Linked DNA regions of Mus musculus: region 1 is linked to region 2. Evidence: chromatin contacts called from ENCODE Hi-C or POLR2A ChIA-PET data. All regions are on one chromosome and are shown on one strand. Each heading gives the region's core, a stretch centred on a gene start or an enhancer-like site at or near the end of the contact. The rest is flanking DNA. Distances are from core to core; before and after follow the strand shown. Region 1 holds the start of Fbxl19 (F-box and leucine-rich repeat protein 19). Region 2 holds the start of Bcl7c (B cell CLL/lymphoma 7C).

Region 1 (4,389 bases), core at 1,554-4,053, 38 kb before region 2:
GATGGATTTAACCTCACCACTCCTCTGTCGCTAAGATGGGGTGACAGACCTTTCCTTTACAGGACCATGGTTAAGAACAAGACAACACATGAGGGGCTGAGACACGGCTACTGTCATTATTATCATTAGCACAGGACTCGGGACTGGCTTGGAGTGGAAGAGACCACAGGTAAATGACAACGCTCAGACAAGTTAAAGAAGTAACAAGTCTGGGGGTAATTCTAAGGTTGTTCAGGGGGCCGTCCAAGGGTGAATCTGGAAGCCCACAGTGAGCCCAGTAGGAAAGGTCGGTGGAACATATAAGGTCACAGCTGCTTTAGGCCTAGGGTAAAGGCAGAAGTCTCCAGACAATGTGACTTCAGGGAAGACAATGGTAGGACTGAATCATATCAGGGATGCTGACAGCCAGGGATCTAGATCAAGGGAAAAGTATCAGAAGGTGAGGTGAGGCAAGGCGCTGGGGGACAAAGGAAGGGGAAGGGCTGAGGGGTGAAAGTGCAACCAGGAAGAGTGGCTGGAGGAGGAGGAGAGGCGGGCTGCTGGGGAAAGGCCATCCTGGTGCCCCAGGCTGCTGAAAGGATGAGGGAGGCAGAAGAGAACCTACGTTTCCCAGATAACTCCGGAGCTGGGCCTTTCAATAGGACATTCATGGCACACTACTATCTAATCTTTGCTACGAAGCAAAAGAAACATTTTACAGGGAAGGTACTTGAAGTTCAGAGTGACTTGCTCAAGGTCACAAGACGGGGGTCCTGGCCTCAATTTCAAGACACCTGAAGGTGTGTGAAAGACCTGAGAAAGGCAAAAGCTTTCTCCCATGGTAGAGCTGGGTCCCCTGAACACAGATACCTGGGGGCAGGGGCATACGGCAGGGGCCGAACTCTCTACAGACCTGAGGCTGACTCTTCTGTGTAGCCCACTTTTCGACAAAGACAAAAATCAAACATTTAAGCAAGTCAGTGAAGAAATGCAGAAGTGAGTGTATGAGCAGCACCCCTAAGGGACCCCGGGGAAGCTGCTGCTGCTGGACACCCAGAGAATGCTCAGGCCCCGTACTACTACTGATGGTGCTCTGGGCAAATAGGCCTGAGGTTCCACATACCCCAGGCATGGGGCTCAAGACTCACCGCGGTGCACTGCCGAAGCAGGCACGACTGCTTCATGCGCCCGGGCCCCCCGAACTTCTTCATGTCTCGGCAGAAATGGCAGTCCCCGCACTCAGTTCGCACACAGGCCCGGCAACGACGGCAGCGGGTTCGGCGTCGGCGCGCTCCGGCCCCCGGTCCCCGGCTGCTCGACGACATTGGGGGCGTCAGCAACGCCGAGGGCTGTAGGCAGATGGTTGGTAAGGTCAGAGAGGCCTGCAAAGCCTGGCCTGAGAGTCTCCTGGCCGCAAGCTCACTACACCTCTGATGGGGGCAGAGCTTCTGTTTCTACCCTCAGAGAAGGTCAGCCTTTTAGTGTGTGTCCTGAGCAGAGGGCCACTCCCTCAAGACCTCCCGCCTGCTGGAAGGAGGGACACTGAGGCCCCTCCTCTAACATCCCAAGCCCAGGTTCCTGGAAAAGGCTTCAGATCTGTAGCATTACCTGAGGGAGCTTCAACTCATACCTGTTGTTACCCACACCCCCCATTCCCTCACTGATTTACCTCCAGATTCCAGGGGCATGCACCACACTCTTTCCCCTCTCCCTTCTCTCACGTGGGTACTTAGTCATCCAAACCTTTCAAACCTTGGTACTCTAGCCAGACCCACTCCATTTCTAGTGACCCAGTGTGTGCTCTCCACTTCCCCGGGCTGACACCCCTGAAATGCTTAGTGTCCCCTCTCAGCCCACACACAAGTCCTTGGGGGCTCCAAATTATCCAATAGGATCCCTCAGGCAATCTGGGTAATCTCCCAGACTCCCTAGGATTCTACAAGTTGCCCTAACATCTCAACAAAATTCAAGGTGGGCTCGGCTTTAGGTCTTCCCGCCCCCATTCACATCTTACCAGCCTGCTTTTCATCCCTAATTGTCTGGAATCCCTGGGGCTCTCCTGCCCCTGGAAACCAGATCCTCTGAAATCCCACATGGACTCAGCAAGCCTGGGGGGGTCTCTTCCCAATCAGTCTTAGACCTGCTTCCCCCAGGCTTCTCCCTTTCCAAGGACTTCCAGACCATCCACAGGGTATGGGGCCCTCCAGCACTCCGGGGGAGGGGCCTAGAGGGCGGCGACTGGAGGCGGGGTGGAGGGGGAGGTCTGCAAGGGGCAGCAGGGTCGGGGAAGGAAGGCCACTTCCCTGGGGTTGGAGGTTATAGGAGAGAAGGTTGGAGAAGGAGTTTGGAGCAAAGGGAGGGTGAGGCTGGGGGCGGGGAAGGAAGGGAGAGGCCAGGCTGAGGATGAATGGGAGTGGGAGCTGCCCAGGTCTGGGGGTGAGGAGGAGCCGCATGAACCCACCTCACACGTGTCCCGGGAGCCATCTCTCCCTTCTCGGCAGCTCCCGGCGGGTCGGCGGCCATCGGCGGCGGGGGGGCCGGGCGGCGCGGGGCGCTGAACGCTCAGAACGCCGGGGTCCACGGCCCCCCGAGGGCGCTCGGCCCCTCCCTCCGGCGGAGGCCGGGACAGCAGCGAGTGGAGATGGGGAGCGCCGGGGGCGAGGCCCTCCCACGGGCTGCGGCGCGGCCCTTCCAGGGGGAGGTCCTGCTCTGGGGGGCTCAGTCCCTCAGCCCCCCCAGGCCAACGGGGGCTCCTCGGGCGCAGGGTGCTCAGCTTTTGCCCGGGCCCCACTCAGTCCCGGGTATGAGTCTCAGCTCCCCACCCCCACCTTTCCCCAAAGCCCCCGACCCTTAACTGGCCCCTTCCCAGCTCCAACTGCCCAGGGGTCCAGGGAAAGACCAGGGGCCCCCCACCGTTTCCGGGGTTCAAACCCCGCCCACCGCCGGTTCCCGGGGAGGGGGGGGTCGCTGCAACCTGCCCCCCTCCCCTGGGTCCGCCCCTGTACTGCGGCCCCCTGACCTACAGAGACAGGGCGCGCAGAGGGGGGTGAAGGAAGCTGCTCCGGCCCCGCCCCCCCCAGCCTGCACGCGCCCCCGCCCTCCCCCCTTCAAACGCGCGACCCTCAAGATATAAAGATTTAAATAAAATTTGAATAAATCCACTCCTAAAATGGGAGGGTATAAGGAAAGGATGGGGCAGAGGCAGGAAGGGGGTGGGGGCAGTTGGGATGTCTTAGCACCCCTACTCCCCTAGCCTCGCGCTGCTTCGGCCCTGGGCCCAGGTCGCCGCTCTCATCCCTCCTCAGCTCCTTCCTCCTTCCTCCTCTCCTCCCTCTTCCCTCCCTTCTTCCCACCTCCTCCTCCTTTTTACTCCCTCCTTCTCCCAGAGGAACCCCGCCCCCTTCTCCCTCCTTCCTTCACCACCTTTACTTTCCAGGACGAGCGCGTGCAAAGCACGACGGGAGTTGTAGTTCTCCAAATTCTAGCACTATCGTGGGAAAAGTGGGACACAAGGGCCAGCCGGTACTACAAATACGATGGCGAGAAGGATGCCACGCTGGAAGCCGAGCATGGCGGGAATTATAGTCCAGTTGACCCGAGACTCCCCGTAGCAGGACATAGAGAAGGAGCGGGAAGAATGACTACAAGCAAGATGGCCTTTTCCCCCGACCCGACCTCCTTTCCAGGCACTCACACGCCCTCTGGTCCACAACCCTCCGCGCGTGTGGTACCTGACGGGAGTCGCAGTCCAGCTGCTGCCTTCCCGCTGCCATTTCTACTCATCAGGAACAATGGAAAGGTGAAAAGAAACGAGGACTACAAGCAAGATGGCGATCGAGGGGCGTACACCTAATAAGTCGATCTTATGAAGTGGGATGGGAATAGTAGTTTTCTAGCCTTCCTATGTTCCTTTAAGAATGCCAGAACCGGGAGGATAAAGAGACTACCGTAAAGATGGCAGGATACCTAACCTTTCCTGGCTGCTTCATTCTACCACTTGGAGCTCCTCGCCCGCCTGAACTATCAAAATCCCGCACTCGATGATGCAAAGCCAGACGGGAATTGTAGTCTTCCTCGCTCCCCTCTTTATCTTCTGTCGAGACAATGGAAGTGAGCGGGGCGGGGACTACCACAAAGATGGAGGGTGAAGGAGCACATGATGCTATGGGATTTGTAGTCCAACCGCTAATACTATTCTCGGCGGATGTGTAGGAGAGGACTACTACAGAGATGGCAACCTAGTCGCTTGCCCCTCGGTGCCGGTACCTGGTGGGTTATGTAGTCTCTGCTTTAGTTGTACAGAGAAAGGACGCTACTGTTGAAATATGTATCACCGTGAACACGCCAAATTGCTAGCGGACGGAAACGGAAAGTCTCTTTGCTCTTGGCCTCCTTTTCTAAAGGGCTTGC
Region 2 (4,288 bases), core at 1,377-3,876:
TCCTTTCACCTGTGTGCCCCAGCAAACTATCATTTGATATAACTGACTTTCCAAACCAGAAGTTTCCACTTGAGTGGAGCTTGTGAGAAAGGAAACTGGAAAAGCCTGCGTGAGAGGGTTAACACAAGCAGACTGTCAGAACAAAGTTCACTGGCAGAGCACACCATAGGTGAATGGTGAGGCCACAATGTCAGCAGTGGCCACACACACACACTAACCAGCAGTATGTATTGGGTATTCATGTGTGCCAAGCACTATCCTGAATGCTTGTATATACACATTAACTCATTCCATAATAGAGGAGGCAATGAGACAAATGACTTGCCCACGGTCACGCAGGTGTGACAAGCAGAGATTTTACTTCTTACCGTTTGGAAACGCTGCCAGTCATGGTGGACATGGTCACACCAAAACGTCACAGACACCCCTCACACACATAGCACAGCAGACTCGTCCTATCTAGTGACAGCGCAGCTTCAAATAAAAATCATGCGAGACACTCTCATCTTCTTCCCTTTCATTTGAGTGTGTGTCGGGGCCATGTGTGCGTCTGAGTGGGTGCTGGAGGAGACAAGAAGGCATGGACTCCCCTGGAGGGGATTTACAGGCAGTGCGACATGGGTGCTGGGAACCAAACTACTATTCTCTGGGAAAGCAGTAAGAGCTTTTAACCAGGAAGCCACGTCGTCGTCTCCAGCCCCCGCTTTCTTTCTTTCTTCTTGAGATTGGGTCTTACTATGTATCTCATTATTGGACCAGGCTGACCTCAAACATGTAGAGATCTGTCTGCCTCTGCCTCCTGGGTGCTGGGATTAAAGTGTGAGCCACCACATCTGGCCTTTTTTCTTTTAAAGGAAAAACCAAAACGTCTCTCATTTATTTTGCCTGTGTATGATGTGTAAGAGGTGTGGAGGTCTGAGAGCTGTCAGGAGTGGGTTCCCTCTTCTATCACATGGGCTCCCAATTTTTGAGCTTGGGTCATCAGGCTTTGTGGCAAATGCCTTATTCACTGAGACATCTTGACAGCATCCATTTTAAGTAAACCTTTAGCTGAACTATAATAGACACAAGAAATATTACACAAGTATTAAATGTACATCTTGACAGACTTAAGACCAGTGTGACAAGCGGGTCCCAGAAACCCCTTCTTTTGCTTGGTAGTCCCAATAGTGATCACTGTCCAGACCCCCCCCCCAAAATGTATTTGTTTTCTGTTATATATAGAATTATATGTAGGTATGTATGTATATAATTCTAATTATTCTAATTATTATTCTAATGCATGCTGTCACATCTGACTTCTTTCATCCAAGATCTCTCTTCACTGTTGCACATAGCTGGACTCTGGTGATTCTGGCTGTTCTGTCCGTGTCCATGGTAGAAATAGGTTGTAATTGCTTTTCCATTCCATTCTTTTTTTTTTTTTATAAAGATTTATTGTTATAGCTGTCTTCAGACACAACAAAAGAGGCCGTCAGATCTCATTATGGGTGATTGTGAGCCACCATGTGGTTGCTGGGATTTGAACTCAGGACCTTTGGAAGAGCAGTCAGTGCTCTTACCCACTAAGCCATCTCGCCAGCCCCTTCCATTCCATTCTTTGTGTTGTTTCCAGGTTGTTGCTACTGTGAAAAGAGTCCCAAACTTTCCAGTATTCATATCTTGGTGTTCATACAGACACCACATTTTGTCCTAGTGAGGTTTCTAGTGATGTAATAAACACCATGACCAAAAGCACCTCGTGGAGGGAAGAATGTAGTTCAGCTTGCAGTGATAGTCCGTTATGAAGTCAGGGAAGGAACTTAAAGCAGGAACCTGGAGGCAGGGACTGAAACAGAGACCTTGGAGGAATACTGCTTGCTGACTTACTCCCCAAAGCTTGTCCAGCCTGCTTTCTTAGAGTGTTCAGAGGTGGCACTGCCCTCAGTGGTGTGGGCTCTGCCACATCAACTACCATCAAGAAAATGGCCCCACAGACTTACCCATAGGGCATCTTGATTGAGGCCCTTTCTCCACCAAGGTTCCCTCATCCCAGCTGACCTAGTTTATGTCAGGCTGACAAAAAACTAGGCAAGCACACATTTCTTCTGTTGAGTGTTGATAGCTTGGGAGTGGAAAGTGTTGGAAAACGGGGTTGGTATAAGTTTTTCACTGGAAGACTATCAGTTTTCCAAAGTATCTCTACCAATTACACAACCTGATTCAAGGAATGCCAAGTTGCTCTGCTACCCCATCTACATGGTCTTTCTCATTCCCGCCATTCTGGCTGAGGAGGCCCGCTCTCCACTCGCAGCGTCTGGCGCGTACTTGGCACTGTTCATGGGACTGTTCAATGAATGAATGAACAAATTAAGTTGGGCAGCGTAGAATCAAACAGCCTGGAGAGGGCAGACGCGCGCACAGAGCATTTCAGGGACGCCCACCCGCCGCGGACGCACACCAGGACAGTCCCTCTCGCGCACCCCTGAGCCCACGTGGCCGGAACGCACCGCCTCGCTCGGGCCGCGCGCGTCCAGCCGCACAGCTGCCCCCCAGCTCTCCCTCTCCGTGGCTGGCAGAGGGCGCTGTGCGTCCGTGCGCCCCGAGGGGCGGGCCCGGGCCGGGGCGGGGCTGGCCGGGCTTCCAGGCCGGGGCTCTAGCAGCCCGCGCCGCCCGGGCCGCTCCGGGGACGGGCCGGGGCGGGGCGCGGTCTTAGGAAGCCAGGCGGGGACGCGCGGAGGCGTTGGGGAGCGAGGGAGGGCGCGGCCAACTCCCGGAGGGACGGCAGGCCGAAAGAGCGGCGCTGGGGCCTGGCGCTCAGCCTGAGATCGCCGGACCACAGGCCGCCCCGCCACGGGCTCTGTCCCGGCCCCAGCCCCGCCAGCATGGCCGGCCGGACCGTGCGGGCCGAGACCCGGAGCCGGGCCAAAGATGACATCAAGAAGGTGATGGCGACCATCGAGAAGGTCCGGAGATGGTGAGCGCTGCCCCCGGGCCAGGGATACAGCCAAGCCACCTCCTCCAAACGCGTCCGCCCTTTCCTGGCCCGCTGCCCCCGCCCACCAGCTGTGCTCTGAATCGACAGGGCGCCCCCTTTCCCCGGCAATTCCCAGAGGTCTACAAAGCGTGGTCCGGAGTGGTGCTTTCCCTGAGCGGGAGCCCTCATCTATGCCCCGCCCCCTGAAGCTTTTGACACTCTAGCAAGCTTGGCCCCGGGTCTTCATTGCCAGAGTCCCTGGCCAGGCCTTGGTGGCGCCCTGCTGAGTGCCCCAGGTGTCTGCAAAACCGCAGCTCCAAGTTATATCCGTTTCTGCTTTGCCCTGGGGTTTGAGGGCTCTTTCTGCTTCTGTGCCAGTGTTAGCGAAGCTGTCCCTACCCTAGCACACCTCCCTGACCTCCAGTCTGTGGGGCTCATCCTTGGGCCTCCCTGATCCAGTCTCCTGACCTCCCACAGGGAGAAGCGCTGGGTGACTGTGGGAGACACTTCCCTTCGAATCTTCAAGTGGGTGCCTGTGGTGGATCCCCAGGAGGAGGTGAGCAAGCCCCAACCCCCAACAGGCCTTGCATCTGTGCAGCCTCAAGCAATTTCCCTCCCAGCCTTGGCCTCCACCTTCAGTCGGCTTGGAGACTCCAGTGTGGAGCCCAGGCAGATGGTAACGATTATTAGGGGGCGCGAGCGCACTTACACACACACACACACACACACACACACACACACACACACTTTCTCCAAGTTCAAGGCCTAACTCAATCTACACAACCTGATGCAGCACCTTTCGCTTCTCTGAGCCTAGGTTTCCTTATTCGTATTGAAGGGCTTTGTAAGAGCTCCCTAGACAACTAGCTCTGATCTTACCTCTCTAACCCCCAGGAGAGGCGGCGGGCAGGAGGCGGGGCAGAGAGATCCCGTGGCCGGGAGAGACGTGGTAGGGGCACCAGTCCCAGAGGGGGAGGCCCCCTCATCCTACTGGATCTCAATGGTATGTAGAGATTCTGGAATGGAGTTGGGTGGGGGGGACTGAAGGAATCCCCTGGGGATCTCTGGCTAATTAACGCGCGGCTTTTGCTTCATCAGATGAGAACAGCAACCAGAGTTTCCATTCTGAAGGTTCATTGCAAAAGGGTGCTGAGCCCAGCCCTGGGGGGACGCCCCAGCCCAGCCGCCCTGGATCACCAACTGGACCCCCAGAAGTGATTACTGAAGATACTCAGCCCCCACAATTGGGTCAGGAGAGAGGTAGGGCCCTGTGGCTCTCAGGAGCCCTCTCATCAAAGTTGAACCCACCATCCTGTCCTTGTTTCTTATATT

What was found. A loop is a pair of places that touch in the nucleus more often than their neighbours do. ChIA-PET counts read pairs that join two places held with the same protein, here RNA polymerase II (POLR2A).
Region 1: a loop to region 2 is called in a map of left cerebral cortex, with 7 times the contacts of the local background. The contact joins the promoter of Fbxl19 here to the promoter of Bcl7c in region 2. A Hi-C loop is called at or near these places in 10 of 37 maps with a recorded cell type or tissue (adrenal gland, gastrocnemius, heart and 2 more). POLR2A ChIA-PET finds 5 or more read pairs at or near these places in 4 of 5 experiments (Patski and embryonic stem cell).

What each region holds. Positions count from the first base shown.
Region 1 is chr7:127,745,189-127,749,577 of GRCm38, reverse strand. It overlaps Fbxl19 (F-box and leucine-rich repeat protein 19), which reads right to left and starts at 2,803. Exons shown (of 11, transcript NM_172748.2): 1 at 2,441-2,803; 2 at 1,128-1,328. The coding sequence starts at 1,304.
Region 2 is chr7:127,707,104-127,711,391 of GRCm38, reverse strand. It overlaps Bcl7c (B cell CLL/lymphoma 7C), which reads left to right and starts at 2,626. Exons shown (of 6, transcript NM_009746.2): 1 at 2,626-2,956; 2 at 3,434-3,512; 3 at 3,851-3,959; 4 at 4,055-4,216. The coding sequence starts at 2,865. It overlaps Mir762 (microRNA 762), which reads right to left and starts at 2,905; the gene lies at 2,830-2,905.